Regions from separate parts of the Homo sapiens genome. Here region 2 is linked to region 1. A link is a loop called in an ENCODE intact Hi-C map of the cell type or tissue named here. Cell type or tissue: CD4-positive, alpha-beta T cell. All regions are shown on one strand. Each heading gives the region's core, and the rest is flanking DNA. Links, peaks and the distances in the headings are about the cores only. Region 1 overlaps FYN (FYN proto-oncogene, Src family tyrosine kinase). Region 2 overlaps FYN (FYN proto-oncogene, Src family tyrosine kinase).

Region 1 (15,922 bases), core at 3,113-11,112:
TTTCAAGGCTATACCTGTGATGCCTGGAGAGTCCCGTTCTTCCAGATCTGTAGACCAGCTCCCTCTGCTTGTCCTTGGCCCACAATAGGCGCTGCAGTGCCCACGTCTAATCTATATAATCTGACAGTTTAGCAACCCACAGCTGACTAGCAATACCTTCTTCATTTTCGAACTCCAAATTCCTGGCAGAACGATCTAATTAGTTTAACTTATCTTTTTAAACCAGGCTACAACTTGTAGGTTCCTAGCCAGTATAGGGATGAGCCTCCCTTGCATCAGTTGTTCACCCCTGCCCCATCATATGTAAGGTCACCCCTACCCTCATCATATGTAAGGTCAAGTAAGGTTGGAACAGATTCCCAGAGAAGGGGATAAGGGTGGGGCAGTCACCCAAAAATGTGCAGATGTGCTTTGAGAGATCATGAAATATAAAACTACATTCTGCCCTTTGTCTTCAAACAAGTCTATTTGTGAAACTGGATTCAGTTAGAATAAGGAACACAGAAGCCATTTGACCCACATTGTCCAGTGTTTGCAGTACTTACATTTACAGCTCCAATCCTTATACTGTACACATACCCCAAGCCCTACAGCCTGCTACTACCCATTATGGCATCTTTAAAACGTTTCCTTTTGAAAGTTTCCTCTAAACTTGATGGCTTCTGTAAAATTAAAGTCTGTTTGTTTCCTGTAATTCTAGCAACTTAGTAAATCTAAAGAAATTCATAAATGAAATCATACAGCATTAAAAACTTTCTGTATCTTGTGTACCTAAAACTGAGCTCCTAGAGTTAACAGCTCCTGACTACTTGTATATTCAGCAAAGGCACAGGCAGAAGACAGCCATGTTTGCCACATATATCAGCTGGTGCCGGGCAAGGTTGGCTCCTGTGCCAAGCAGCTCCAATTATTCTTTAGTAAAACACACTTTTATTCATTGAGGAGCAGTTGCTTGCCAATGTATTATACAATTATATAGTGAATGGAGAACAACGGATGCATTGTAGAAATATTTTTAAAACAAGTAAACAACAGTGGATAGGAAAAGGACCCTAACTCCAAAGTGAAGACTGCTGACATATGGGATTTAGCAAAGCGCGAGTGTAAGGAAGAGTTCAGAAGGACAGAATGCTTTGTTTCAAACACCTCTTCCTGGAAGGGCCCCAGGCAGCATTCATTTCTGCTCCACCCACAGGGTGGGTTTTCGGGGAGGCACAGGGAGCAGGGGTGTGTAGGCATGTGTGGAAGTGGGTGTGAGTGCACCCAGGCACTGGGCTTCACACTCGTATTTGTAAGAAGAAAAAAGACAGCATACATTGGTTGATTTAGTGCTTCCTGAGGTCTTAACTTGAAAGGAACATGAACATAAATGTAAATTTTTCAAGGGGTTAGAGTTTGCGGGTTTGGGTGACTTGGGATGAAACAGGGCCGAACTAAAACATCTAAGAGATTTACAGTTCACACAGGAGGTAACCATTGAAAGTGTTTGCACTTTCAATACCGCAGAATATTCAGTATTTTTACCAGACCGACATCAAGTGGATTCACATCCCATGACTGATTGCACTTGTAATTTAATTCTGCCTGGATGGCCCTGGGATACTCTCAGTGAAGGCCTTCCATGAATCAGAGGTTTTTCTCTTCCCATTCCAGTGACAGCCAAAGGCCCCCTTGTTAGACCTGATGCCAACAGACAAGGAGACCACCTTTACCTTACCCTCATGATGTATATTCCCATATTTTCATCCTAATAGTGATATAAATCTTTAAACCTTAATCCTTAATCATTTATCATAGGCATCTCTGTCATATTATGAACAAGACAGGATTCAGATTACAAAGCAGTTTTACTAAATTTTTATTACCCTCTTTGAGCTACAGCCATCTGACCAGAGAGCTACTACCTTCACTGAAAGGATTGCTTTTTATAAAGTAAGGAAATCAGTCATTAATCCCTATTTGAGGGCAGTTAGAACTAAAACCTAAGTTTTTCTGATTCATGAGGTGTACTTAGTATTACATCAGTGTTTCCACACTTTAGTCATTTGTATACTACCTTAATGATTTTTGCTATATCTATGTGCCACCTTTTTAAGGGAAAATATATATTTTCCCTTGAATTTATTTTTTCTACTAAATTTTTAAAAGAAATTTATATGACCATCTCAAGTAGAAAACCGATATTCTTTGATAGAAATGATAACCATTAAAATCAATAAGTGAAAATAAGAGAGGCCCATGCCTGAAGGCTCCGAGCCTAAGGCCACACCTCCCCAGTGAAGAGGGGGATTGGCAGGTGTTGGAGGGTGTCACTGACATGGCAACATCTGGCTGAGACTTTGGTGCCTGAAAAATATTGGAAAATAAATAAGGTTCATGTTCTGTGGTTTGATGTTAGTGCCACCTAACATCTGCCATGTGTTTGTGAAATAACCTGGTGTATCCCTAGGAGCTCACATCATTCCCCATGCCACGAAGCACCATGACTAATCCAGAGGACTCAAGAGACTCGTGCTTATTCTTCACTTATGCTGATGAAAAGTGCACATGGATACAGGGAAATGTAAATGTCTCTCATTGGTTACCCACTGAAGGTAACCATAGAGTAGAGAATGGCAATCAATCGCGATGCCTCCTGAGAACTTTTTCAGGTTAGTGGAACTGACGTTAGTTGTGTGGATCTTGAAAGATGGGATAAAGCTATTCTTCAACCCATTTATTTTAGACTACCTGAAAGCACATCATATGTTTGTTTGCCAAGATGGAGGTAAAACCTAACTGGAAAATCATATATTTTATTTTTAAAAGGCCACTTTTGCTATAGGCCATGAGTATGGGCAGTTAAAGCTTAGTATCTTTCCATTTTAAAAATCTGAGATATTTTCCTTTTCTGTAGTGTATTTATTTTTGTTTCTTTTAGGAAAAAAGCAATGGGGGCTTCATAAAACCAGATAAACACTTACCGAGTTTAACATAAAACACATTGAAACCTTCACTACATGGCTAAAGTAAGATATCATTTCTTGCATGGAATAGGTGCTCCATAAATATTTGATAAGAACATTTGTGAATTTATTGTTGAACGACTTCTCTGGACGAAGTTGTGTCATTTCAAAAGTTACTGGTAGAACTCTGCAGTTACCTATAGCATCAGGTGCTTCCATGAGTGGGTGTGGCACAGCCTTTAGCTGCTGTCCTGTGTGATGATGGTGGTGAGGGTTTGACACTCCCTGGTATGCTTGCTTTTGAAGTTTTGCACCTGGCGTCTTCGTCATACTCCTCTGTATCCAAATACTCTCCACTCTGCTCTGTGCCCCAGAAAATTGACTTCTATGTACAACGTCAGTGAGTTCCTTTCCCTTTGGTTTCTAGTTGAGTTTAGCAAGAAGAATGTCCAGAGACTGGAGGGAGGGAGAAGAGGGAGGTCAGAATATCTACCCACAGTGGGGTCCCTCCTGATTCGCTACAGCCCTGAAATGGGGTCACTATCCCTGTCAGGCAGCCCTTCCGTGAGCGTTTCTGTCCAGGTTCTGGTGTCTGCTTCCTCACCTTGCCCCTTCAGCCTTTAGGTATAACAGAGCCACCCTACCTGTTTCCCCCTCAATACTAGCCCAGGGGGCTGCACTAGGCCTTGTGCCCTGCTCACTTCTTGGCAAATACCCCTTTGTGATAATTTGAGGGTGCCACCTGTCTCCTGCTGGTACCCTGATTGATAGAGAGTGTGTTTGCAGATTTGCTGCTTCAGTGCCTTTGTAACACAGCAAAGCTGAGTGGTTCCAGAGGGACTGACCTCTGATCTCAGGTTTTTTTTGTTTTTTGTTTTTTGTTTTTTTTGAGGCTGAGTGTTGCTCTATCGCCCAGGCTGGAGTACAATGGTGCAGCCTCAGCGCACTGCAACCTCCGCCTTCCAGGTTCAAGCAATTCTCCTACCTCAGCCTCTCGAGTAGCTGGGACTACAGGTGCATGCCACCACACCTGGCTAATTTTTGTATTTTTAGTAGAGATGGGGTTTCACTATGTTGACCAAGCTGGTCTTGAACTCCTGACCTTGTGATTTGCCCACCTCGGCCTCCCAAAGTGCTGGGATTACAGGCATGAGCCACCACATCCGGCCCTGACCTCACCTTTAATAGCAGGGTGTTCTATACCAGTGTGGTCCCCAAACCTGGGGGTGCTTCAGAACCCCCTGGGGAAGTTATGAAAATGCAGGTTCCAGGCCTCACCTCCCAACCTATTCATTTGGAGACACTTAGGATGCCTCTAAGGCTCTTGCAATGATTAACCTTTTGTAGTTGACTGGATGCAGAACCTGATAACATAGCACCCAAGCCTGGGCAGCCCTCTGAACAGGTGACTAGATAAAGGGCACTCGATCCCTGCTTTTTGTGCCATGTGTTAGTCTTACCTGGGGGTAAGTGAGTGAGTAATCAAGAGAAACTCCTGCTGGCTGTAAAGAAGAACTATCCTTTAAAAATACAGTATAATACAAAGTCAAGAAATCAAACTAATTTGAGAGAGAGTGGAAGAATTGCTCTTTTAACTCCTTGTTAACAACAGTGAACTGATCCATTAGCAGGAGTGACCAGACTTCCCTGGCTCACTGCACAAGATTCTGAAGAGGCCATTTTCCATTATCCAGGAGTAAAGCCCAGTGTCTATTTTGCCCTGGAGTTCCTCACCATCGTCTGCTGAGAAACAAATTCTTGTGTGCTACAAAAGTACAACTCAAGATATGAAATGTAACTAAATACAAGACACTGTTTTCCTACAAAAAATATTATAAATAAGTCCTCTGTTAAAATAAATCCCTCAGTAGATCCCTTGTTATAAGCCCATGAAATGAGTAGTCTGTCCCTGTCACACACAGCGCAGCCAGAAAAGGCATCAACATTCCATTCTTCCAAGGGAAACGTGAAATCAGAGCTCAGCACTCTGAATGAAACAAATAGCGTGTGGAGGACAATCAGCGCTGGGGTCCGGAAGACATGAATTCAAATCCTGCGTGGACCCAGGGGTCCATTTCTCCTTCCTAGGCTGTTGGGAGGATTGAATAAGAATGTGAAGCTCTTGGGGCATGTAGGATTCTCAGCCTCCCACTCCCACTCCTACCATCTAAAACATTTCCCACCCTAGTCTCGGCATAGTTAGGAAGATATGAAGATAATGGGAAGGTGCATTCCACTGAGTCAGCATGCCCAGGTGCCAGCAGCTCTCTGCAGTGGGTATTGCAAAATTATAAGACAGAATTTCTTGGTCCCCAGTTGGTAATAATTTACCTCACCTTCAATAGTGGGCCGGGACATTCAGCAGCTCCATCTCCTGCAAAGGTCCTATGAGGGTCACTCTGCTGAGGCTAATTGCCTGAGAAGGATAGTACACTATCTGTTTTGCCACATTTTGTGATTTACTTTGTTTCAAGCCTTTTCCTTTTGGTGGTTTGGTGAAATGCTGTTAGCTGATGGGTTGTGGGCATGAAGGTGAAGGGTCATCTTGGACCGAATAACCTAGGGACAGGGATCCTTCCAGGAGGGCAGAGCTGGGCCGAAGGGGTGTCCTCCTGACCCAGTCAGGGGTGCTTGAGTAATACTGATGCAAGTGTGTCCCACCCCCTCCTCCTCTGGTTAGCCTTCAGAGCCATCTAGACTGATGTGCTCTGGAAAGAGAGAGATGGTTCTTTATGGCCCCTGGGGTTATATTTGACCAACGTCCAGGTTCCAGGAGTTACAAGCTCGTGCAATTGTATTTCATCTCCGAACACAAGCTGGTTAAAAAGGAGAAAGTTCAGTCAGGCTTTGTGTTTTCTACAATCTAAATTAGATGCTAGTGCTGGGGCACCCTAGGAACTGCGTGGGAAGAATGTGGTGACCAGTCTACACGTAAACCCCAGCTTCCTACTGCACCCATCCCACTTCCCCGTTCCTTTTTTCCCTTATCTACAGGGTCTTCAACTGCCTCAAGAGCTGTTGTGGGCTCAGAAGAAAAGGAAAAGACTAGGAAAAGCAGAAACACGCTGGAGGAACTACTGTGAGAGCCAGCTCCTAAGTGGTCCCAGCTTCCCCCACCCCTCTGCCTACTTTTTTTTCCACTTCAACTTTTACACGGCCTGTAATTCAGTCATTTTAATTTGAGGTTGTAAATGACCTTTAAAGAAAAAGCAGTGGTTTCAGAGGGGGCTGATGACTCATTAAATGATCAGTGATGCATGTGTATGAGTTAATTCAGCCAGCTTGTTCAACCAAGGGAAGGGGGAGGGGGCTGTGCTTGGAAGGGTGGTCAGTAGACAATTCAGGTGCCTCAGGAAGAAGGGAGCCAGGTGGGATGTGTAATGCTGTGAAGCCGATAGGAGGAGCAGAAAGGGGGCCAGTGTAGGAGGGCAGAAGGAACCTGAACCACATGGACCCTTGTTTTATTCTGCGTAAAGACTGGTTTGGTGAGGCAGCCTGGTACCTAAGACCAACAACAGCAGCGTCTCACATGTGTAGAGTTGCCAGATTTGGCAAACAGCAAAATATAGGACACCCAGTTAAATTTGTATCTCAGATAAACGATGTATAATTTTTAATGTAAGTATGTCCCAAATTGTGTATCTGAAATTCACGCTTATCCAGACATCATGAATTGTATCTGGCAGTGTTCACAATGGCTTAGAACCTGATATTTGACAGCTCCGTGAGAAAGATGTCTGTCCCACTTTAGTGATGGGAATGCCAAGGCTAAGAGGGGTTGTGGTTGCCAGCCTCTTCGCTGGTAGAAAAGAAGCCTTCAAAGATAGTGTTCCTGCTCCTTGGCCATACATGTAAAACGCCTTGTAGGACTAAACAGTTGTCTGGCAAACACACTTCGAGTCATGTGGTGTTTATCTCGGGGTAGCAGAAAGGGCACTAGATTAAGGGGAGGCCTGTTAGAAAGGCTGAAGCAGGCTGAAAAGGACTCCTGGAGGTTAACCCCTGGGTTAGGTTTAAGGCAGAGAGGCCTGGAAGAAACATAAGAATCACCTGGTGTACTTTGATAAAGAAGCTGAGGACTAAGGAAGTGATGTGGTGACTCAAATCACAGGAGAAATGACCAGCGAAGCCTAGAGCAGCATCAGGGTTTCTGAAGTCCTCACTGAGTTCTTTCTATTATATTACATGGTGCTGACGTAGCAGATTCTTATTAAAGCCTCCAAGTTTCCACACAACGCCACAGTACCCACTGGTGGGAAGGACCACATACTGCTTATGAGTCACAGCCCTCGTTTTCTTTTCTGTTGGTGTAAGTACTGCCTAAGTATCCCCTTGTTACCAAGAGGCTGATTATGTGTTATACCCCAGTGAACAAAGACTAGGGACCAAAAATTCAGGTTGTGCCATTTATTGCATTGGACGTAATTTAGGGCATGGTGTGTTTGTTTCCAAAATCCAGCTACTCAATAGAATGAAAGAGAAACTTAAAGTTTTACCTCCTTCTGGATTTTTTAAAAAATTCATTGGTTTTGCGATGTAGCATCCTATTCCTGTGTGGAACAGGGATGCTGGAAAGCCGCAGTCCCAGTAGTCTGCTTATGAGCTACTGGGGACCTCTACAGCATCCACCTGGGAAGAAAGGAATGCCCAGAACAGAGGGTGCCGCTTCTAAAGCTGAGGTCTCTGTTCCCCAGTTCCCCCCAGTTCCCCCATAAAATCTGAGGGTTTTATGATCACAGGGGATGTGGGTGTTCTTCAAGCCTGACTTTGGCCTGTTTTTCTGAATCCTTAAGCATGGCCCTCGTATATTTTCAGAACGATGATGTCTCTTCCTGCCTTTAAATACACAGGAATGAAATGTTCCATTTTGGTTTATTTGGTTTACTTTAGCAGCTTTTGATGTAAACTGTGGGTTTCAGCATAAGAAGACTTAAGTGAAACTAGTAGCTGTATCCACACTGTCTCATCCCCGCAGTCAATTAGCACGTGGGAAACCATTTTGAGGGGAGGAGGTCATTTCTGGGAGAGAAGAAGCTTTTCCTGTTCTCTTCTCATGTGGTTTGCTCCATTCCTAACACTATGGATATTTTTTTGGTGTTTCCTTGGAAAGCAAAATATCCCATATTAACATACCATGGCTGCTTTGGGAAGCTGTGCATTTCCGCAGATTATTCCTTCAGGAAACTCTACATTTGCGCTGTTGGCTGCAAGAATGAAATTATCCTTGGCAAGTTGTTTCATTTTAATCTCAGGAGCAATGGTGTTAAATGTTAGCCAGTCAAAGCCATAAGCAAAGACTGTTATTCAAGTTTCTGTGTTAACCCTTTATCTCTGTGGTCTTTCCCCACCTACCCCACACCCCCATGCCCCAGGAGTCACTGGTTCAAAACACTATGAAGTGGATTACTTCCTTCCATGATACTAACAGTATTTATACTTGACTCTTCACAGATTGGAGAATATGAAACAGAATGTGAAACTAAACAGCTGAGGATATATGATGAATGAAACTGGCTGGGATCTGATCAGTTTTATAATTTGCAGTCCTCAATTCAGAGTAGTTTAGGAATAAGAAAACCTCTTGGACATTTATTAATGTTACCGGTTGACTTAAAAAAAAAAGATTGTGGGGTAAAACCTTACTTCCACAGTCAAGCCATAAAAGTGGCATGATTTGGGAGAGAAAAAAAGGTTATAATGAAGCCCAAATATTTGAAGTGATTGAATTAATACTTTCAGAGGAGTGCCCCTGAAGGGCAGAGTGATTTGGAATATCCAGAATATTAATACTACCAGTTAGCCAAAAGCAGTGCTCAAGGGATGAAGCAGGAGCTTGGCCTTGGAACTCCAAATGGCCTTTGAGGGTTAGTGGGAAGCAGATGTTTTGAGGCAGTTGGAGGATCTTGTGAACAGTCTTCAAAGCAGGTGGAGGCTTTTTAATAAAGAAAAGTGGGTAAACAGCTAGGCTGCTGGATTTCCATTTTTCTCCCTTAGAAGAACTAGATTCTGGTCATCTTCTGGTCCCAGATTATACGATTTCCTAGCCAAGAAAATCATGTATGATTGAGAAATCTAGGACTTTTTCCCAGTTTATTTAAGAAACCCACTCTACATCTATGTTGGTAAATAGTGGTTAAGTGGACTGTGGCTCTACTACGTTCCTGTCCCACAAAGGAATAAGATGCTGCATTGTAAATCCAATGAATTTTTTTTTTTTTTTCAGCCAGAAAGAGTGTTCTCACACTGCTATGAAAAATTACCTGATTGGGACCAGGCACGGTGGCTCATGCCTGTAATCCCAGCACTTTGGGAGGCTGAGGCAGGCGGATCACTTGAGGTCAGGAGTTCGAGACCAGCCTGGCCAACATGGTGAAACCTGTCTCTACCAAAAATACAAATTAGCTGGGTGTGATAGCAGGCACCTGTAGTCCCAGCTATCGGGAGGCTGAAGCAGGAGAATCACTTGAACCCAGGAGGTGGAGGTTGCAGTGAGCCAAGGTCACACCACTGCTCTCCAGCCTGGGCAATAGAGCGAGACTCTGTCTCAAAGAAAAAAAAAAGGGATTACCTGATTGGGTTATTTATAAAGAAAAGAGGTTTAATTGGCTCAGAGTTCCACAGGCTGTACAAGAACCATGATGTTGGCATCTGCTCAGCTTCTGTGGAGGCCTCAGGACATTTACAATCATGGCAGAAGGCATGGGGGAACCAGGACTTCACATGGCCAGAGCAAGAGGAAGAGGAGAGGGGGAAGTGGGAGAGGAGAGGGGGAGGTGCCACATGCTTTGAAATGACCAGATCTCATGAGAACTCACTATCATGAGGGCAGCACCAAGTGGGACATCTGCCCCCATGATCCAGTCACCTCCCACCAGGCCCCACCTCCAACATCTGGGATTATAATTCAACATGAGATTTGGGCTGGGACACAGATCCAAACCATATCAGTATTGCATTGTTAGTTAATGTGGGATATGTATATTGCTTATCTGCCAAGTAGGCTACAAACATTTTGAATGCTGAGATGGTGTCTGGTGCTTCTCTATTCCCTTCATTGTCATCTATCCAGTGTCTTGCACCTTGTTTAGTCATTCATTACACAGAGATCTTCCCCTGGTGCCTAACAGATTTAAGCCAGGAGTTGTGGGGAGCTGAGATGGAGGCAAAGCCATTTTCTCAAAGAATGCTCACATATGGTTTGTCCACAGAACACCCATATATATGTATGTCTAATACCAATGGAAGTGAGAGGAAGGAGTAAGACAAAAACAGTGCACAACCCAGGCACTGTTTTCATTTGTCACAGTCTCAGATACACTTGCTACTTTTATAAGTGGCTTATGTTTTTCTAGTAGGATCTGGACTACTGGAGAGACTCCCCAGTTTACTGAGAATTGAGAGTGAACGACGTATTCACTGATGTGTCTAAGTGGCTGGTACGGAAGTTCTGTTGAATTTTGGTATTCCAGCATTATCCAACCAATCATTTCCCTAGCCAACAAATGTCTATATATATTTGTTCAATTAAACTACATGTCGTAAGAATTGGCATTTATTCTGCTTCCTGGCAACTAGGCAGGTGATAAAAGAAAAATGGGGAGCTCCTTTGAAAAGCCACCTAATTCTAAATAAAATGTACACGGTGTATGGAGCTCTGCCTTGATGATGATGGCCATGGTTTACCTTGGAATATGTAAATTCAGTACCCCCTTAAACCTGAAGTGCTCTAAAATCTGCTGTGTGGGAAGTGACCACTGAGCCAGAAGATCAAGATACTACCCTGTTGTTGCCAGTGGTTTGAGCGTTGCTTGGCCACCTGCAGCATCGCCAGCGGTGCACACAGTGTTTCCAGATCTCTCAGGTATGAAACTAGACTCTCAGTGGCTAAATGTACACATCCCCATTCTTCTCCCACTGTGCATCTAATCCTTAATGTTGTGGACTTGTAATTTGTTGGCAGAGGTCCTTCTACTGTCTGTGAAGCATCAGGATGAAATGTAAGGAAGTGTAAGGTGACTAAGTATGAACGAGCAAATAGTGATTAGACTTTTAGATTCAAATTTTGCTCTATTCTTTTCTTAAATCATGGAAGTTAGTCATTTGCCATTTATACTTGTCTGTCTGCTGCAGCCCCCATGGGTTGCTATCCTCTGGGGATATCAGTAATCTGGCATTTGATTTCCCATGAGAAGAGTTGAGGAGAGAACTGGAGATGTGGGCAGGAGAGGGTTAAATCTAAAGCTGGGCTTCCAGACATTTGAGGCAGAGCTCTGTGTCACTGCAAAATAACCTGTTCATTAGGAATTCTGTGGCATCATCCTTGGAACTTAAATTCCCATTTTCATCTTAGTGGGTATTTTTGTAAGCCAGTGAATAGTATTAACTTAAGCTCAGAAAAAAATGGGATGAGCCTGTGACAGATTTAGGAAGCGCGGTTGCAGTCGTTCCCGTTTTAGATCATAGTAAATTCCTTCTGCATCAAGCTCACTTTTTGTACGTTTTCTTTTCCTCCCTTCCTCATATTCAATATCCCTTCGGCAAGTTGTGTCCATCCCTCCTGCTCCACTCCCGTGAGTGGCTGTGAGGACTCGTCCCACAGAGCCTCCCACAAGCTGTAGAGCCTTGTTTCTCCCATCCCCCGGATCCTTCCTACCCTGTGCTGAGACCTGTGCCTCATTTTCAGCTCTTCTGGGGTACCGTGTTATTACTTGAAAGAAAATTTGAAAGCATTTTACGTTGCTTATTACAGATCATTAATGGAAGCTCCACTAAACCCTGGGAATTTATTCTCTCATTGATGTGTATATAACTCCTATTAACATTAATAAAGTTGTTTAGAATCAAAGAGCCAGCAGAAACCCGTAATAGAGAATCCATTTTGATCCTGCTTCACAAAGTGACTCATACCCACAGGGCATCAACAAGCATTTTAAAGATAATTTTTACAACTCCCTTTTTAAAAGTACAGCAACTACTGAATATATCATGGCACACTCGTGTCCTTCGGAATAAACCCTGCCGGTTACCATTTGTACAGGACTGCCCTACCTGGGTGGGAAGCTGCGAGGTTTGTCCATATTTAACCAGTGCTGGAAATGTCACCCGTGGCTGCCTTCCCTGCACGTTTCCACAGGGGAGCTGGCGTGTGCGGGACTCCCACATAACAAGGGTGGACAAGGCATGGGTGCAGTAAGAAGGGAATTGCACAAGTGACAGCCTCACAGACAGGGGGCAGTGGAGATGTCCATTCACCTGAACCACTTGTGCCCTGCCCTGCCTCAGTGGCTCTGGACAGGCAGCATCATGAAACGGAGAACTGAGGGGTAGGGGGATTTTAGTCCAGATATTGTGAAGCTGTCTGAACCTATTAATACCATTTACCAATCCTTACTTGATGAAAGGACCACAAGGAGACGGAAGATGTCAGAAATTAGTAGTATGTATCTGGGAAAATATCCTTAATCTTTCACATAAAATGCGAACACCAGGGGGTTAGAGTTGCACTTTCTCTGTCAGTGTATTGGTACACTTGTTATTAAGTCATGTCAATAGCCAGTAAAGGGAAACATCTCAACTAGGCACATCCCATTTTAATGTCTCTGTATTTTTCCCTCTCCCCACCTCTATTTCCACCTCATCTTCTAATTTTTACAAATGTTCCCAATGTTTGGGAAGTGAGTTCAGTTTGGGAGAGAGACAGGATATATCTGCACATTTACTTCTGATTTGGACATATGGTTGGCATCCTTCCTGTGCCCTTGAGTCTTTTCTTAGAAATGTTAAATTTTTAAAAACTTGTTTATTTTTGAACGTTGCTTTTTTAGAATCACCCTTCCTAAAAGGGAGAGAGGAAAAACTGTAAGTGAATCTTATTAGATTTTTGAAGTGCTCATCATAATTGAACTATTTCCCTAATGACTGGTAGCATCTCACCTAGATTTGTCCTTGGAATGGTTCCTGAACGTTTCAAGATCTTCCAGTTCCACTTTACTTTTGGCTGTGGTTGGAAACATGGGTGTTCATTTCTGTAATTGTTAATCTGGATATTCTGAGGAAGAAAAATATGGAATATCCCTTTAATCACTGAACTTTATTTCTGACCCTTTATGTTTCCTAAAGAGTAAATATACAATTTTCAAAGGAAGGAAACAACAGTAGCTATTAACATGTAGAATCCATCTGGCACTGTATAGATAAAAACAAGCCCAGAACGCTTTTTGTTTATTCTTCACCACAGTGCCACGAACTGGGTCAGGATTATCCTTGTTTTACAAATGAGGCAGCCAGAGCCAGAGAGGTGAAGCCAGCCTTTCTCAGAGCCACACATCCAGGAAGGGTCAGAGCCCAGATGAGGTGGGAGAATTGAGAACAGGTCTGCCCAGTTACTACCCAGCCCAGACTTCCACCGCATCTTGCAAGGATCAGGGTATGTAGGACAAATGTCAGCCCAATGGGTCATTTGTTCCCGGGGACCCAGTTTGACCCCCTGGTACCTAACGGAGTGCCAGGAGCATGACAGGCACTCAGTAAATATTTGTTAAATGAATGTATTGTCAAAGTCAAAGAATTCACTAAAATGTGTCATCTCATCCTGGGGACTGCCCTTGGCCACTGCTGAATCTGTTTTGAAACCTCTTTGCAGGCGAGTTTAGGAATATATGAATATATTTATTTAAAATAACATTACCAGAATTTGCGACATGTGCCAGTGTGGTTGAGGCCTCTGGTGGCTAAGGTCTTCAGCAAATTAGAGATGCACAGTAGAGGTGCTATGTGTATACTTTCTCTTTGATTTAAACTTATTTAAATAACTTTTTTTTCCTGACTTTAAAATTTTACTTGTAGAAAATTTGGTAAGCTATAAAGAAGAAAATGAAAATATCTCTTAATCACACCATATTGAGATAGCAATGTTAAGATGTATTTAAACTAGGGTCGGGCACGGTGACTCAACACCTGTAATCCCAGCACTTTGGGAGGCCGAGGCGGGCGGATCACCTGAGGTCAGGAGTTTGAGACCAGCCTGGCCAACATGATGAAACGCCGTCTCTACTAAAAATACAAAAATTAGCTGGACATGGTGGCACATGCCTGTAGTCCCAGCTACTCAGGAGACTGAGGCAGGAGAATCACTTGCACCTGGGAGGCGGAGGTTGCAGTGAGCCAAGATCGTGCCACTGCACTCCAGCCTCGCCAACAGAGTGAGACTCCATCTCAAAAAAAGAAAAAAGATGTATTTATTTTGTCGTTTTTGGGAGGGGTGTGTCATGTGTGTGTGTGTGTGTATATATATATATATATATATATATATATATATATATATATATATATGAAACTTTGATTTTGAGCTTGTTGCTTCTTTCATTTAATATTAAGTTGTGATTGTTTTCTAATGTAATTGAATAATAACTGAAGTTTTCCATTGTGTGAGCAGACTAATTTATTTAACCATTCACTATCCTATTACTATGCAGTTAAATATTCTCATATTTGAGATTATAAATAATGCTGTACTAAACATTCTGGAGTGAAAATATTTGCTCACTTCTCTGGTTATTTCTTCATGAAAGGATTACTAGGTTTGGTGAAAATATAAAAATTCTATACATAAAAATTCTAAATTAAAAGCAAAAAAACCTTAGGAAAAATTTATTTGCCACAAATACATTAAAAATCTTAATATTCCGTATCCTGTTTTCCTTTCACTCAGCCTAATTTTTTGTCCTCACATTTTTGTTACCAGGCACTCATTCTGATTGCTTAGCCATCGTACTAGTTTCCCATTTGATTTAACTAAAACTGTTTCAGTTAAACATTTATTTCTTTGCTCATGACCCTGATAACATGCAGCATGATCTATCCTCCACTACTGAGACTTTCCAAGGATTGTCTGACTCTTGTCATTACATCTGAAAATCCCTGAGTAACTTCTGTACATCTTTCTTGGAAACAACATTATTAAAAAAATAGTAAATTCAAACTACTATGCACTATGCCAAGCACTGAGGTGGGTGTTTTAAAGTATGATATAGCCCCTGCCATTGAAAAACCTCCAGATAAGACATGACCACATGACAGGTGAACCTGGATACAATAAATATTAAATAAAATTACTAAAAATTTCTGTTTAGTAATCCTGACTCATCATCTCATTTTCTACAATTTCTGCAATTTCATTGGCCTGTGCCTTCAACCCACCTGAATCTTACCTGCCACTCCCCTTACCCACGAGGGGATTTCAATCAGCATGGTGTGGTTACATCATTAAGGTTTCTTACCCATAGCATCACCATGATGGCAGGATCCCCAGCTCTCAGAACAGGGCCTGGCACATAATATGTGCTCAGTTAGTGTTTATTGGATGTATGATAAAAAGTATGCATTTTTTTTCTTCAATTGGAGACCACCAGCAGATAGTTATGTACAGTCACGCGTTGCTTCAGGACAGGGATACATTCTGAGAAAAGCATCATTAGGTGATTTTGTCATTGTGTAAACATCATAGAGTACACTTACACAAACCTAGATGGTATAACCTACTACACACCTAGTCTCTATGGTATAGCCCACTGCTTCTGGTTACAAACCTGAACAGCATGTTATTGTACTAAATACTGTAGGTAATTATAACACAATGGTAAATATTTGTGTATCTAAACATAGAAAAAGCACAGTAAAAAATATCAGCATTGTAATCTTAGGGGACCATTGTCATATATGTGGTCTGTCACTGACTGAAATTTCATTATGTGGCACATGGCTGTACTTAGATTGGCAATAAATACAATTAAAAGAGAACATTTGTGGTGGGCAAGAGCTCTAGCTCAAACGTCAGACTAATGAAGGTTCAAATCCTGGGTCTTCAACTTACCAGCTTTGTCATCTTGGCCAAGTTAAATGATTTCTTCTACATTCAGATTCTTCAACTGAAAAAAATAGTGATAGAGTCTAAGCCATTGGGTTATTAATAAGGATAA
Region 2 (15,922 bases), core at 3,212-11,211, 80 kb after region 1:
GCACACCCTTCACCTGCCTTCACCCGCCTTCACCCTCCACCGCTCGCTTACTTTCAGTGACGTGGATTTGGGCTGCAAGATTGCCAAGGCCGTGTCCCTTTAGACCCAGGGCAACCCTGCCTGATACCAGAATCCTGCAAGCACCTAGGAAAAAGGGAAGATTAACTGCTGTGCCATTTTTAAGGAGTGAACTTAAGGTTTAATCACTCTGTAGGACAACAGTATAAAAAAACATTGTATTCTCTACCTCATTCATAGGCCAAGTGAAAAGTCACTATTAAATTGCTTCACCATAACTTTTACAAGCAGTAGTGTTCGCAGAATGTATGCTGGTATGTAAACCCAGTGTTACCTTTTTTGGATTTGTTAAGAAAAATCTGACTGGGTTTCCATCAGGTGTTAAGTAGGTCATCCACAAGTGGTCTAGCCCATGTAGCACATGTTCCTCCCACACAGAGTGGCCACAGCTTGTCATCCCAAATACTGTTTTTTGTGTGCTGCTGGGGAAAGCATCACTACCTTCTGGTGGTTCCACATTCTCTTCCTCTTACTGATGTTCCTCCTTTAATTTCCTCTGTGTCTCTCTTGGCACTCAATTTGCATTCATAAATGCAGACCTCTAGTGAAAACTTTACTGAGACACGCACGACATATTCAACCACCCTGGGCTCACCCAGGGTGAGGAAACCAACATCAGGGAAGGCAGAGACCATCCTCCTTTCCTTCAGGCAATAAAGTGTAGGAGGAGGCTGGCTGGAGTCTGCCTCTCTGCTCCTTTTGTTCCCGTCCTCCTGAGCCATTCTGTCCCCATAGAGGCCGTGGAATTAGATAGACTATGCTTTCTGACTGGCTACTTTATCTGCATTCACACCAAAACAGCTGCAAGAAGCTTTGAAATTCTACACCACGGCAGGGGATGCAAAAGTTATCCCTGCTGTTGTTGCTGATTTCTGGCAGCCTGAATAAAGTGCCAACACAAAGACCCAGGGGCCGGGGGACTGGGCTTCATGTTATTCTTCAAAGGAAAGACACCAGCCTCTGCCCCAAAAACACAGTGCAAGTGGCCTCACAGCCAAATTCTCAGGCTGGTAGATTTAGATTGGGCTGTGACTTCATAACCAGATAAATGATCAGCGAAAATGGGAGACATGGAGACCACAAGCACCGTGCTATCAGCTCAAAGGCAAAAGAAGTCAAATCTCCTTCTTCAAAGTCCTTTCTGTGTCTTTAAAGGAATTGGATCTTCTTGACTGGAACTAGTGAATTAAAGAAAGAGAAAAAGAATGCACTGTTTTTGAAAGGATGAGGCCACATTTGCAGAATCATCTGGCGAGGAACCTCTATAGAGACTGGGAAGATTGGCAGGGCGGGTTTTGTTCGGCCTTGGAGAGTGAACCTCCTCGGCTTTCATTCTCAGCGGTCCTCGTACTTGGGGAGGGGGCATTGATGACGCCTATTCAAACAGCCGCTTTGTGCTAATGTGTTTTCTTGTGGCTCTGCCAGGTGACACCCTGACCCTTGGGCCCTCGGCCAGTTCTGCCACCACTGTTCCTTAAACAGGCGCAGCCCAGAAAGCTAGGCTCTGCCACTGTGGCCCAGATGTGACACTGACCTTCCTGTTTCTCTTTGCTGGTCATGAATAGAAGCCCACGTTTTTGTTTTTCTTTTCTCTTTTTCTCTGGTTGATTGTTTTTATAGAATGAGGGTAAGGAGGGTAGGAAGATACTTGATTGGATATCAACATCAGGAAGAAACATCTCTTCTGTGCCTAGTGTTTCTGAAAATTTTCAGGTCACATGAACCAGTGTTGCCTACTGTTCTGTGCCCTGCTTGGATTGCCCCAGGTTCTAGGGGCAGTGGCTCAAAGTCAAAGCATTAAAATGCCCAGCTCAGTGTCCCAACAGGAAAGGGTGAAGGCAACAAGAGCGAGGGCAGGCCCCCTTCCCTCTCCCACCAATTGGCATCCAAAGAACAAAAGTGCTTTGTTTCATCCTCTCCACCTTCCTAGAGCCAAGCCCATGCGTGGTCTTCATGACCTCACTCACAGAGAGCTCCTACAGACACCTCAGGAATCAGATTGCCTTGGTTAGGTGCCAAGGTAGACTTGAGTGAGTACCGTCATTCTGAATTTAGTGGGTGTCCCCAAGTACCTAGGATGTGTGGCCCAAAGGGTCTCAAAACCCCACTAATCCAGCCACCCTGCTTTTGGTTCGGTTATCCCAGATTCCACACTTGTCCCCTACAGGATCCTCTGCATGTGGCTTTGCCTTTTTCGTGCCCTTAATTAGATATCTATGGCTGTTCATTGCTGTGCACTCACCGCCCACTCCCAGCACTGCGCCTCACTGCTTACTTTCCAGCACAGATTAGTTAAGAGCACACGCTCAGCAGGCTCACTGTCCATTGGTACCTTTCACCCTTCACACCTTCTAGAAGGAGTTGCCTCTCAACAGGCTTTGGAATCAGTCAGTCTCTCCCTCTTAATTTTTCAGTTGACAAAGTATACTTCATCAATGTGTAGTTGTTTCAACTTACATACAAATTCAATCAGTAACTGATAATATTAAAGGGAACTTTCTTATAGAAAAATAAAGGTGATTTATTCTCATTATAAAAAAAGTACATTCTTGGTATAGACAAATCTGAGAAAAAAGACACAGAGAGCAAAGAAAGAACAGTTGCCCATAGTGTTATCATCTGCACACCACCATAATCTCAGCATGTTTCCTTCCAAAGAGTTTTCTAGGCATTTGTTATATAGTTGCAATCATGTGATCCTTCCTAATATAACATGAACATCTTTCCATATTGCTGATAATTTCAGTAAATGTAAGTTTTAATTTCTGCTTAACTTGTCTTTATGGGCATACCTTACAATTTACTTTAGCCATTGCCCTCATGCTAAACAACTAACAAGTTTTCTAATTTTTCAAATGATAAATAATACTTCATAGAACCTCTTCATGTCATTTTTTTAAAAGGCGTGTCTTTAGCACACATTTACAGGTTAAAGGACATGCCACCCCCGACCCCCTTTTTTTTTTTTTTTGAGGCAGTCTCACTCTGTCACCCAGGCTGGAGTGCAGTGGCGCCATCTCAGCTCACTGCAAACCTCTGCTTTCCTGGTTCAAGCGATTCTCATGCCTCAGCCACTCGAGTAGCTAGGTTTACAGGTGCCTGCCACCACACCCATCTAATTTTTGTATTTTTAGTAGAGTTGGGGTTTCACTATGTTGGCTAGGCTGGTCTTGAACTCCTGGCCTCAAGTGATCCACCCACTTCAGCCTCCCAAAGTGCTGGAATTACAGGTGTGAACCACCACACCTGGCCGAGTATGCCCATTTTTAAGAATTTTTTATATTGCCAAATTGGTTTACCAAATGGTTTTACACTGATTTCTGGTCTTCTATCAGCAATGTAAGAGAGTCATATTCATTTCAAGGAAACTTCATCACTATTGAGTATACTTATTTTTTTAATGTGTGAATTTAGAAGTGATACATAGTATCTCACTAATCTAAATTGTATTTCTCTGATTACTACCAAAGGCAATATTCTCCCATATGTTTCACAAATTGTTTTTCCTTTTTTTGTTGCCAATATATGTTTCTGTTTCCTAAACTTAGAGTTTCTCTTATCTGTATAAATTTCTTATATATTGAAATATTAATCTAAGAGAGTTGAAAACATATCTCCACAGAAAAACTTGAGCATGAATGTTTGTTGCAGTATTATTCATAAGAGCCAAAACGTAAAAACCCAAATGTCCATCAGTTGATGAATAGATAAACAACATCTGGTATATCCATACAGTAGAATATCTTTTAGCCATAAAAAGGAATGAAGTACTAATACATGTTACATGAATGAACCTGGAGAACATTATACCAAGCAAAGGAAGCCAATCACAAAAGACCACATATGATGTGACTCTGTTGATATGAAATGTCAAGAATAGGCAAATCCATAGAGACAGAAATTAGATTCGTGGTTGCCAGGGGCTGGGGAGAGAAGGGAGTGGGTAGCGATTGCTTAATGGGCATGGGTTTCTTTCTGGAGCAATGAAAATGTTCTGGAATTAGATAATGGAAATGGTCTCCTTTGTAAATGTACTAAAAACCATTGGACTGTGTGCTTCAAGAGGGTGAATTTTATGGTATATGAATTATATCTCACTTTAAATGAAATTTTAAAAATATTAACTACAAGGGGCTTTTCTATGGTCCAAAAAGGCTTGCGGGCAGGGGGTGGAGCCTGAAAAAACTTTACAACCTGTGCTCTAATTCTTTCTGAAACCTTTGGCATAGATGGGGTTAAAACATATCATCCTTGTTTTCATCACCATTTCACTCTTGTCTTAACCCTGAGATCCAGAGCAAAATGAATTTAAGAAGAAAATGTTCTTACTCTTTTCTTGGAGCCTTTCCATGGTTTGGTGTTAAAGCCTCATTTGGCCATTTAGGTTTGGGACTGGTTCCAGCATTCAGTTGACTGCAGTCTTAAATCTCACCACTGGGGTCTGATGCTTCCATTTCTCTTTTATTGAGCGCTTTTGAGTCTTCGGGCTCGAGAAATGGAAGGCTATGCAGAAAGGAAAGAACATGTTTGTTGCAGGGATGTGAGCAGCTGCCTCTTAGCCTGGGGGCCATTTGAACAAGAAAAGCCAGAGATGGGGACCCACAAAAATATTCTAGGTGCCAGCAGTATGGCTTATTCTTAAAGTAACATGACATTTTTAAGAGTGATTTATATTACTTTGGTTCCCTTGCTGTGCGGTATGAGAGAAGGTTGATCCTCTTCCCCCTCCAGAGAACCTTTGCAAAGTCATGCGTAAATGATCGAATGGGTTCAACTCCACTTATTTCTGAAGCAAAGCTTGGGTTTGATTTTTAAGTAGGCTCTGTTCTCCCATGATTGCATGTGGCTAGTGTCTGCATTGTGTATATTCCCACTTTTACATCTATCTTCTCACCTCAGAGACTGTAATATTTTAATACTTGCATTTGGCGAGGGGCTCTCCCTCACAGGCTTCACCAAGAGTAGAAAGCTGTTATTTTGTGCTTGGTGGAGGCATTATATGTGTATCTCAGTTTATGCAGTAAATATGTTCCAGAAAGTTTTGCCTGTAAAGCAAATCATATTTTAAGTGCAATAGGAAAGCTGATTTTTATACCAAGGAAACCAGTGCCAACTCCTTCATGGTACTTATGAATACCCTTGCCATGACTAGGAAAGATGAGGAAATTAAGGGCTGCTTCAGTGTCATCGGCCCAAATAGTCATTAATATGCCAAACCGCACGAAGGAAGATGGTGACTCACTGCACCTAGTATGGTCCAGCATCTCTACAGAATCCACTGTCTTGGGGGAATGGAATGTGCATTGGGGATGGAGGTGAGACCTAGTCCCTGAAATCAGTGCCTCCGTTAGTAATGTATACTAGTCCATTCTCACACTGCTGTGAAGAAATACCTGAGACCGGGTAATTTATAAAGGAAAGAGGTTTAATTGACTTGCAGTTCCGCATTGCTGGGAAGGCCTCAGGAAGCTTACAATTATGGCAGAAGGCAAAGGAGAAGCAGGCACCTTCTTCACAGGGCGGCAGGACGGAGTAAGTGCAAGCAGTGGAAATGCCAGATGCTTATAAAACCAACCATCAGATCTCATGAGAACTCACTCACTATCACGAGAACAGCATGAGGGAACTGCCCCCATAATTCGATTACCTCCACCTGGTCCTGCCCTTGACACATGGAGATTATAGGGATTACAATTTGAGGTGAGATTTGGCTGGGGACACAACCAAACCATATCATAATGTGTGAGATATTGAGCTCTGTGGAACCAATTCTTCCCTATAGGATTTTTCCCTCAACACCTCCAGCCCTCACACCCACACCCTTGCATGGACTGGCCAGGATTCCATGGTCAGGAAATAGCTCTAGTATAGAGACTCTGTGTGTTGGCCATGGAATCAGGCTATCTGGTTTCAAATCCCATCTCTATGACTGACATAGCTGTGGACAAATTCCCCAACCCCTCTTTTCCTCCCTTGTAAAGTGTGGGGAAATAGTAATACCTGTGTTTTAGAGTTGTTACTAGATTTTAATGGGACAGCATTTTGCAGAGTCCAGCCTGCACCTAGGCTACAGGGAACACTGATTGGATATTGGTCATGACTGCTGAAATTGGAGCCATCATCCCCATGGTGCCCATCCCACCAAAACATGTATTAGTTTTCTGCTGCTGCCTAACAAAGTACTACAAACTTAGTAGCTTAAAACAACATCCATCTGTTAGCTCACATTTCTGTCAGTCACAAATCCAGGCACGGAGGGGATTCTCTGCTCAGCAAAGCCGAAATCAAATGTTAGCTGATTATGTTGTTGTTTGAAGGCTTGACTAGGGAGGAATCCATTTCCAGGTTCATTCAGGTTCTTGACCGAGCTGTTCTCAGCTCTGACCACCCATGTGTCTGGCCACATAGCCCCTTCATCTTTAAAGGCAGCTGTGGAGAATCTCCCCCACAATGAAGGCCTCTCTCACTTTTAATCTACTTTTCCAGGAACTGGCATACCGTTCACGGGTTCACCTGATTAGGTCAGGTCCACCCAGGATGATCTCTCAAAGTCGGCTGTGCCAAATAACAACCCGATGATGGAGTGACTACCCCATCATTCATAAATCCTAGGGATTTGCAGGGCACATACACCGGGAGTAGGAGTCCTGGGGGACAGCTCAGAATTCTCCCTACCACAATGTCATTTAGCAAGGCACATATTTTCACTCCCTCCAGTTGGCAGCAAAGAGAGGACTTTCCCACATTGGCAGAGTCCTGCATGCTTTTTTTCATAGCTGGGCTGGGGCCATTGGCTGAACCCAGCATCAGTGCTGAAAGTGTTTCATCCCTCAAGTATTAACATCTCCAGAGGGCCAACCCAGCAGTGACTTTTTCTCTGCTTCAGTACCTTGGGAAATGCTTGTGATCCCAAGAGTGGCCAGCATAGCCCTGCTTTCTGTCCAGCCTCCCCAGTCCTCCCTGGCCCTTCTGTCCCGTCTGTCCCCAGAAGGCAGCACTGCCTGCACTCTCTCATGGGGTGTCAGGATCATCTGATGCAGTATGCTACAGAGGAGAAAAGCCCCATTGTAAAGGATTGAAAGGTGCTGGGAAATTAGGAAATTTGGGTGACAGTTTCTGTGGCCCAACCTCATTGCTGCTGATGTGGTACTCAACTGTCTCTGAATGTCCTTCTGCTCCCAGTAATGACAGGGGAAAACTAAAGAAGGCTTTCCTAGGCTTTCAATGGATTAACTCTCTCCACTGAGAATGTAGCAAAAGTCCCCAAGTAGATTCTTATGGGTGTTTCTAATTTTGCGAGGATCAAGAGCCCTCTGCCATGAATCTTCTATCCTGAAGTCAAATAATTTCAGATGTGTCTCTGCCACATCTTATCCTTTTCCTAATGCTATTCCTGCTGACTGAAAAAGTGTGTTTGCTTGATAAGCTTCCAGTTTTTGCTTTTTTCCGAGAAAAGTGTGAAACCATGCAGTTGATCTGCAGTTCAGCTTTAAATTCTTTTTTCAACTGCCCCCATCTCAGTTGCTTGCATTTGGTTTCTAGGTTCTTAGTTCAGTTCCCTTCCTTGTTCTTATACTTCCATTATGATACCAGGAAACATGCCACCTCTAAGTACGGGCCAAATGTGGCTTTACCTGTCACTCTCCAAAGTCTGCTGGAGGCTGTCAGAAGCAGGGATTATGCCTAAGGGCTGTCACTTCTTCACACCCACCTAGGTTGGCTTCTGAGACAAAAGAGCATACACCCCTGAAATTAAAGTTATTTGTTGTCGGTTTCACTTCCTCTTCCTGCCATTCCTCCTCTGCCTGCAAGTGTATGTGTCTCAAGAGAAAGTAATTTGCTTGTGCAGAAGACTGCCAGTGGCCTTTTTCCCATTTTGGTACCTAGCTCCTGCACACACCTGAAATCTTATCACACGTCCTGCAAGCTTATAACTTGGGCTTACTGGCATTGCTTTATTGATTGGCACATGACGAAATATGAATGTGTCTGTGTTTAATGTGCATCTTGTAGACTGGACTGTGGTCTGTCTACATCAGGAGGAGGGAGTGTATGTTCAACCAGACTCATCTTGGATCGAAGCACCCTGTGCCTGTGGTAGTAAAGGATTGAATCTATCCTTTAGGTCAGTTTCCGTCAATCACTACAGGGCTATGTGGAGAAGCATATCTCCCATAGCATGGCAGCAGAAAGGGCTGTGATCTGTTGATAATGTCTGCCCTGCTTATGGGAGCAGGGTGCGGCGTTCCTTGAATCCTGTGTCCGGCAATTCTTCCCAGGTTGCTTAACACTATTGGCACATCTGTAAAGAACCACAGGACTAGGGAAATTTTAAATAGATCAAGTTTTATTTGCTTAGTAGAAAAAGGGCCCCTCCCTTTGCAAAAGGATTGGAGAATAGAGGCTTCACAGCTGTAATCCAGACACCTTGATCACAGGCACAGGATCCAATTGGTGAAAATGCCCTTCACCAGTTTTTCTAGGCATGATAACTTGCAGAAGACTATAGCCATGAGTTCATGGCATGTGGTATTTTCCTGATCAGAGTAACTCCAGGGCTCCACATTCACGATGGCATCATTCAGTGTTTCCCGGTGCCCCAGAGATCTATAGCAAGTGAATTAGTACATTCTATGTCACGATGCACTTACAGCATTGGACATTAAAGCCACAGCACATAACTCTGCATAATAAAGGATACTTTTATTTTAGCATGAATGATCAAAAGTTTGCCTTGTAGCAAGGAGCCTGGGCACACTGAATACAGCTCATGTAGCGTCTTCTGACTCTTCTGTCACGAAGCAGTTAGTCTGACTGCCCCACGGGGGAGAAAGAAGACCACAAGTTCCTACATAAATATTTTCATTGTGATTAACTTTTAATGACTTGAAACTGCATTTACTGATTTATTTTCACTTCTTCCTATGTGTCATTGAAGAGAAAAGAGTAAGCAAGATCTGTATAGAAACATTACTTAACTCAGAATGTCAAATGCGTGAAGTGGTGATGGTGCTGTCTCTTCTATAAAAGAGGATTGTTTTCTCCAAAATGATTTTGATTATTTTTAATTTATTTATTTAACTAATATTTATTGAGTGACTACTGTGTGCCAGGCACTGTTCTGGCCACGCAAGATGCAGCAGTTAAAAAAAAACAAAAATTCCTGCCTTCAAGGAGCTGATGATTTTTCTTCTCTATTACTTCATAAAATTATAGATAAGCTGCTAGTTGCTTATTATAGTATATTTCTTTTTTAAAGTGGATTTTGAAAGATTATTTTTTCTTAGTTTGGTTAAATGTAGGATCCTGTTTTCTTCAGGGTTCTTATATGGGGCTTATTTTGTTTTGCTGGAGTTGGAAGAGTGGTTTGCAATGAGTGTTCTCATTACTTCCAGGTTCTGTTTCTCTATCACAGTGCACAAGCTTCTAGAGAAAATCAGAGCACTTCATGTCACTCTTTAAAACTGCCTGCTTCTACCTAACATGCCTGTTCGCCTGAAGAAAGCATGATGGGTTGCATGTTAATCACATCCATGTAAGGGAAACAGCTGTTAAACTGCTTCAAAGATGTAGATATAAATTCTTTCCTTCGTGTAAATCAGGATTTCTTGACCTTGACACTATTAACATTTGGGGCCAGGTAACTCTTGTTTGTAGGAGGCTGTCCTGTGCATTGCAGGAAGTTTTAGCAGCATTCTTGGCCTCTACCCAGTAGGTATCAGGAGTATCCCTCCCCTCTGAGTGTGACAACCCAAAATGTCTCCAGACATTGCCCAATATGTCTCTTGCAGGGGAGTGGTAAAGTTACCCCCAGCTGAGAACCACTGCTGTAAGTGATATGAGTCTGTGATTCAGGTCTCACATTCTCTAATTACAGTAGATCAGTGAAATTCATGGAAAAAAAGAAAAAACATCTGGGACAAGAAGTGTTTTCTGTCTGGTCTTTGCAGAAATGTGGAGCAACTTTCCACCACGAAAGAGTTAATATTATATGAGCAAGTTATCAGTCTGATGAAGCAACATCAACAACAAATGATGAAATTCCTTTAGTACATCATGCCTTGGAAATAGCTTGCATTTCCTATTGGAAACTTGTTAAAATCATATCCATTTACCATAAGTTACAAAGCATGTTGGGCACGGTATACTGTAAGTTAATCTCAAATGATTTAGGAGTAAATGTGTTCCAGATTTGGTGAGCTCAGCTCAAGCAGTAGGCGTCTCTTTTCCAAACATTTTCATTCTCAAGAACTGACATTCAATTCAATAAGTATTTATTGAAATGTGTAATATGAGAGAGCTTTAGAACAGTCTGATACTGCTCCCATCACCCAGTCCAGCAGAAAAGCAGTGCTCAGAAGAGTGCCCAGGGAGCACTCTTCTGATATGGCACCTCCTGCATTGGTTTGCAAGATAGTATAGAAAAGCATGCCTTCTCCTTTGCTGCCTCAAGCCCTTCCCATCCTGTGCCAGCTGTGCCCTCCCCAGTGAATAAATGTTATTACACATGATGGCATGTGTTTCTTATGTGATTCTTTGGTCCCAAATGGGCTAGTTTGCGGTTTTGGCAGGGACCTCCACTGGCCTGTTCTACCTGACCCCTGTTGGCTTGTTGGGGTATTGCAAGTCCAAAGGGGGACCATTTAACCAACTTGTATTTCTGAATCTTCTTCACTTCTCACACACATACCAGTAGATTTTAAAATGCAAGGTACACTGCTGATAAAAGTCACAGGAGGGGCCTGTCACGGTGGTTCACGCCTGTAATGCCAGTACTTTGGGAGGCCGAGGCGGGCGGATCACCTGAGGTCAGGAGTTCAAGACCAGCCTGACCAACATGGTGAAACCCCATCTCTACTAAAAATACAAAAAATTAGCTGGGTGTGGTGGCAGGCACCTGTAATCCCAGCTACTTGTGAGGCTGAGGCAGAGGTTGTAGTGAGCCAAGATCGCTCCACTGCACTCCAGCCTGGGCAACAGAGTGAGACTCCATCTCAAAGTCACAGGAGGGATCGGCTTTAATACAGAGAGGGTAAAAGAGAAACATAATAGGCTACAGAATCTTCACTCATCTGGTTGCTATTTATTGTTCCAGGCACTGGCAATGTAGCTGTGATGAAAACAGACAGGGTCCCGCTTTCCTGGAACTTGCAGTCCATTGGGCAATGAGACAAATAAACAGGCCCTGTTTTAATATGGCGCCAAGGGTGCCAGAAGGAGGGAGATGAGGATGCCATGGGAGCACTTCAGAAAGCACAACCCAGCCTGGAAGGGCAGGGCAGTCGGAGAACGCCTTGCAGAGGAAGCGGTGCCTTATTAACTAGGACATGGATACGTCACATATCAAAGAGGAAGGGGAAAAAGTGTTCAAGGTTATGTTCCAAGGCCCGAAGCGGGTGGGGGAATGGAGTCTTTGAGGATCTGAGAAGTTGGGCGTGTTTGAATAGGAGAGCCGAGACAGGAAGAGTGGGAAGTAAACAAGGAGGAGGAAATGAGGATGCTTCTCAGGATGCTGACTGGAGCAACTGGGACACTGGTGGTCCCATTTACTTAGATGAGGAGCCTGGGAGAAGAGGGTTTGAGGAGGGTGGGGTGGCAACAACTCGAGTTTTTAATCCGCCACTAACTCTGTAACATGGGAATGATTTTTTTTTAATGTTTTTGAAGGATGTCAAAAGCTAATGGAAATTTGAAAAGTTAATTAGCAGCTTTAAGTGATTTCATTACTGTAGACTATCATGACATCCTGCAAATATACTCTGACCTCTTAGGTTCTGCCGATTTTATTTTTCATCCAGTAACTAGTTCTTAGTTTTGATACTTAGCATCATCTTAGTGCTTAAAATTGACCAGTTTTGTGCCTGAAGATGTGGTACCCATGAGTGAAGCAGTCTAGTGACTTGATTGAAGGTTGTATTCTGGCTTATCCAACACTCCTGTGCCCTCTTCCTTAAATTTCCTGTGCCCTGATGGAAGTTTTTATTCTAATGTTGCATAGACTCATTCTACAGAGCATGTATTATTTTTTTTAGATGGCTAAAGGCAGAATTGGTAAATATGATTGGACCGTCTGTAGGCAGGTGTATGCTGTTACAGAATTTTACGAGATACAGGCCTTATTCGAGGAAAGTTGCTGCATGGTGAACATTGTGCTCCGTGATGATGCTGTCATCCAGAACATATGGGGAACAAATGCGATTGTGGGGTCAAGGAACTGAACTTCCTCCTAACCATCTCCCCAGCCACTGCCTTTCCTCATGCCCCCTAATAGGCCTGAAATAGCCAACAGTGAGCCTTGTCAATTACTCCTCGTTTACTGTAGAGCAACCCAGCAACTAGGGAGCATCCCAGCTTACGTGCCCCCTTTTTTGTCTTTGGCAGGAATTTAGATAATGGGCTGTGTGCAATGTAAGGATAAAGAAGCAACAAAACTGACGGAGGAGAGGGACGGCAGCCTGAACCAGAGCTCTGGGTACCGCTATGGCACAGACCCCACCCCTCAGCACTACCCCAGCTTCGGTGTGACCTCCATCCCCAACTACAACAACTTCCACGCAGCCGGGGGCCAAGGACTCACCGTCTTTGGAGGTGTGAACTCTTCGTCTCATACGGGGACCTTGCGTACGAGAGGAGGAACAGGTAAGCCCCCAAAGTCACAGAGTGCAGAGAGGGGGCAGCCACCCTTAAATCTTTTGGCAATTGAACATCTGGGTTCCCATCACTTCCCTTTGACTAGGGGTTTCACATGTAAGTTTCTAATCTGTCTCCTCTACTAGATGAGGGGTTGTAAGAAAAGCCAGAGTTTGATGTACAAACAAAATGCTTGGCTACAGGGTTGCAAGGTGCCCCAAGTTGCTGCTTTCTGAGGATTCTATATGGGTTAGTGAGCTACAACATTCTACTGAGGCACTGTAGGTCAATGACTCTCAGCCTCACCTGGCTGGTTGGCACAGAAGAACTAGGGCAGCCTTTTCAAAACACGGATGCCTGAGCCATGTCCCAGTCTTTTGAATTAGAGGCTCCAGGACTGGGTCTGGGTGTGTGTATTTTGAGTTCTCTAGATATTAATGTACTCCCTCTTCCCACTCACTTCTTCCTAATCCTCAGCCTGCCTTTCTTTTTTTTTTTTTTTTGGAAGTTTCCTTGTCTTTCATACCACAAGGCTATATTCTGCTGCCATGTGTATTTGCTGACTTAGCTAATACTTTGTAAAATATCTGGCGTACGTTCTCAGACATATGTTTTCCGAAATATTTGTAAGTTATGTCATGCATCCCTAGTCATCCAAATTTTCTCTGAGTATGTGAACCATGGTAACTAGATATTTCACATTATTTGTTCCAGAATTATTTTGTTTATTGCAAAAGTTTGAAAGAATGCAGCATCTCTCAGTTCATCTGGCAGCAGATGTCTTATATAAAAGTTTGAAAGAATCCAGTATCTCTCAGCCCATCTGGCAGCAGGTACCTTTTCACCTAGGGAGGAGGCACTACTAAGGCATTAGCAAGTTTTTTTTCCCTCTGCACCCAACACACATCACACATCAGTGTAGTTGTATCAAGGAGCCTGACCCTGAGCCTTTGGACATTATCTACTTCTCTTCTGCTAGCATAGCACACTCTGCCCAGTAGAAGAAGTATTTATGTTCACCCTCATGCTGTGGTGACTCTAGCTTTCCTTTTAACCCAGGCCTTGCATGGGTTGAATACGTGCTAAGTACCTTTACCCATCCTTCCCACCTTCCCAAAGGTGCCTGAAGAGACACAGACAGGCAGTCTAAGGCCATCTGTCTTCTGATGATGCAGGAGAAAAAAAGAGGCAAACACAACCCCCATCCTTGTGCCTACCGTGAGAAGCATAAGGGCTTTGCCAGCCCAGACTGTTAATTCTACTGACACAGCCATTGTCCTTGTTCATTCATTCACGAGTGCTGGATATGGACCCCTGGGTCTGCAGGTATCATTCATTAAAGTCACTAGAGAGGGCCACTTGTGTTGAGCATGTGGGTCTCCACCGTAGTCAGGAGGAGTCTTTGTTTAAGAGGCTACCTGATCCCTTATAAAATTTGAAAGTTAAAACACAGTACTCCCAAATGTTGGCAGATTTTTCTGCCTTGAGTTATTTGGTTTTAATATATATGCATGTCCTTTCTCCCAATACTGCCTTCAGTCCTGTAAGGCCAAGAACAACGTCTGTGTTTCTCTGTAACCTCCTTTGATTCTCCCCTCAGCTCCTGGAACATGGAACATAAAAGCCCTCAGTGAGAACTTGTCAGCTGATGCAAGGAGAGAGTGGGGTGCTGGTCTTCATGTGCCTTGCCTTCCACACAGTGGGGCTGGCTTGGCTTCATTTTTAAATTGTTTTTAAAGAAGGGAATCTGGTCATGGAGTGTTAAATAAGAATAGGCATGACCTTACGGGCACCCACATTTTTGTTTTAAGCCAATCTCTTTTCTTACCTTTCAAAGAAATCTAAGGAAAGAAGGAAAGTTGCCAAATGAGCCTAGCTTTGCATGGTCAGACCTCTGAATGCTAACTCTCCTGAGGAAAGTCCCACTTGGGATGGGGCAGAAAGACAAGCCCCACTCTTCTCTGTGGTCCTTGAATAGTGCCATGACACATTTCTTCCCTTGGAACTACCTACACAGCAAATTGGCAGCTTGGTAAAAAAGGTGGACTCTGGCCGGGTGCAGTAGCTCATGCCTGTAATCCCAGCACTTTGGAAGGCTGAGGTGGGTGGATCACTTGAGCGCAGGAGTTTGAGACCATCCTGGCCAACATGGCGAAACCCCGTCTCTACTAAAAAATACAAAAAATTAGCCAGGCGTGGTGGTGGGCGCCTGTAATCCCAGCTACTCGGGAGGCTGAGGCAGGAGAAGTGCTTAAACCCGGGAGGCGGAGGCTGCAGTGAGCCGAGATCACGCCATTGCACTCCAGCTTGGGCAACAAGAGTGAATCTCCATCTCAAAAGAAAAAAAAAAAAGTGGGCTCCCTGTCATTTCTGTAGGTCATAGCAGGCACTCTGAAGTGCAGAGAGACCAGAATGAAAAGGCAGACTGCAGGGAACTACTATTAGTTATCAACTGCTGTATAACAAATTGCCACAAAACTTAGCAGCTTAAAACAAAACACATTTAATTTCTTTTTTTTTTCAATTTCAGATGTTTTTTATTCAGAGGTTCTTAAAAGAAATAAAACAGAAAAGCTAACAGTCTGATCAAACATACAGCTCAAAAATGTCTTTTGACGTTTAACAACAAGTCCTAGGAAAGAAAACTACAGAGTTATCTTGAATGGGGTAAATAAGTTACCACTGGCAAGTCTGTGGCACTAGTAAAACAAAAATAAAAAATTAAATCTCGGCCAGGCGCAGTGGCTTACACCTGTAATCCCAGCACTTTGGGAGGCTGAGGCAGGCAGATCACGATGTCAGGAGTTCAAGACCAGCCTGCCCAACATGGTGAAACCCCGTCTCTACTAAAAATACAAAAAATTAGCTGGGCATGGTGGCAGGCACCTGTAATCTCAGCTACTCGGGAGGCTGAGGCAGGAGAATCACTTGAACCCGGGAGGCGGAGGTTGCAGTGAGCTGAGATTATGCCACTGCACTCCAGCCTGGGCGACAAGAGTGAAACTCCATCTCAAAAAAAAAAAAAAAAAATTAACTCTCTTGATCATATAGATATCTCTATATCTCTTTTTTTCAATCGGGTACAAAAGATCTTTCTTCATAATTTTTTTTATAATTTAATGGCTATCTACTATATGATGTTTAACTAATTTTTTTTTTAATATACAGAGGTTATGTTTCCCAAATCTTACCCAGACGAGTATGGCACTTAGTT

The links. Peaks named below come from ENCODE experiments on the same cell type or tissue, not always from the same donor. Only the 100,000 strongest peaks of a DNase experiment are listed, where the experiment ranks them.
Region 2: it touches region 1 in a loop (2.2-fold over the local background); 14 of 110 quality-filtered maps call a loop at or near these places.

The regions. Positions count from the first base shown.
Region 1 is chr6:111,796,020-111,811,941 of GRCh38, reverse strand. All of the region lies in intron 2 of FYN (FYN proto-oncogene, Src family tyrosine kinase), which reads left to right. Among named protein-coding and RNA genes, the nearest start is that of FYN, 69 kb to the left of the region's middle. RefSeq lists an enhancer at 6,904-6,993. In CD4-positive, alpha-beta T cell, for the core only: no CTCF peak of the experiment used is centred there; DNase peaks (open chromatin) are centred at 3,211, 6,201, 7,191, 7,871 and 1 weaker place; H3K4me3 peaks cover 1,194 bases; H3K27ac peaks cover 5,550 bases.
Region 2 is chr6:111,716,600-111,732,521 of GRCh38, reverse strand. It overlaps FYN (FYN proto-oncogene, Src family tyrosine kinase), which reads left to right. Exons shown (of 14, transcript NM_002037.5): 4 at 12,460-12,717. The coding sequence starts at 12,471. Among named protein-coding and RNA genes, the nearest start is that of TRAF3IP2, 120 kb to the right of the region's middle. RefSeq lists enhancers at 234-1,118, 1,119-2,005. In CD4-positive, alpha-beta T cell, for the core only: a CTCF peak has its summit at 10,674; DNase peaks (open chromatin) are centred at 4,501, 7,861 and 10,661; H3K4me3 peaks cover 621 bases; H3K27ac peaks cover 3,049 bases.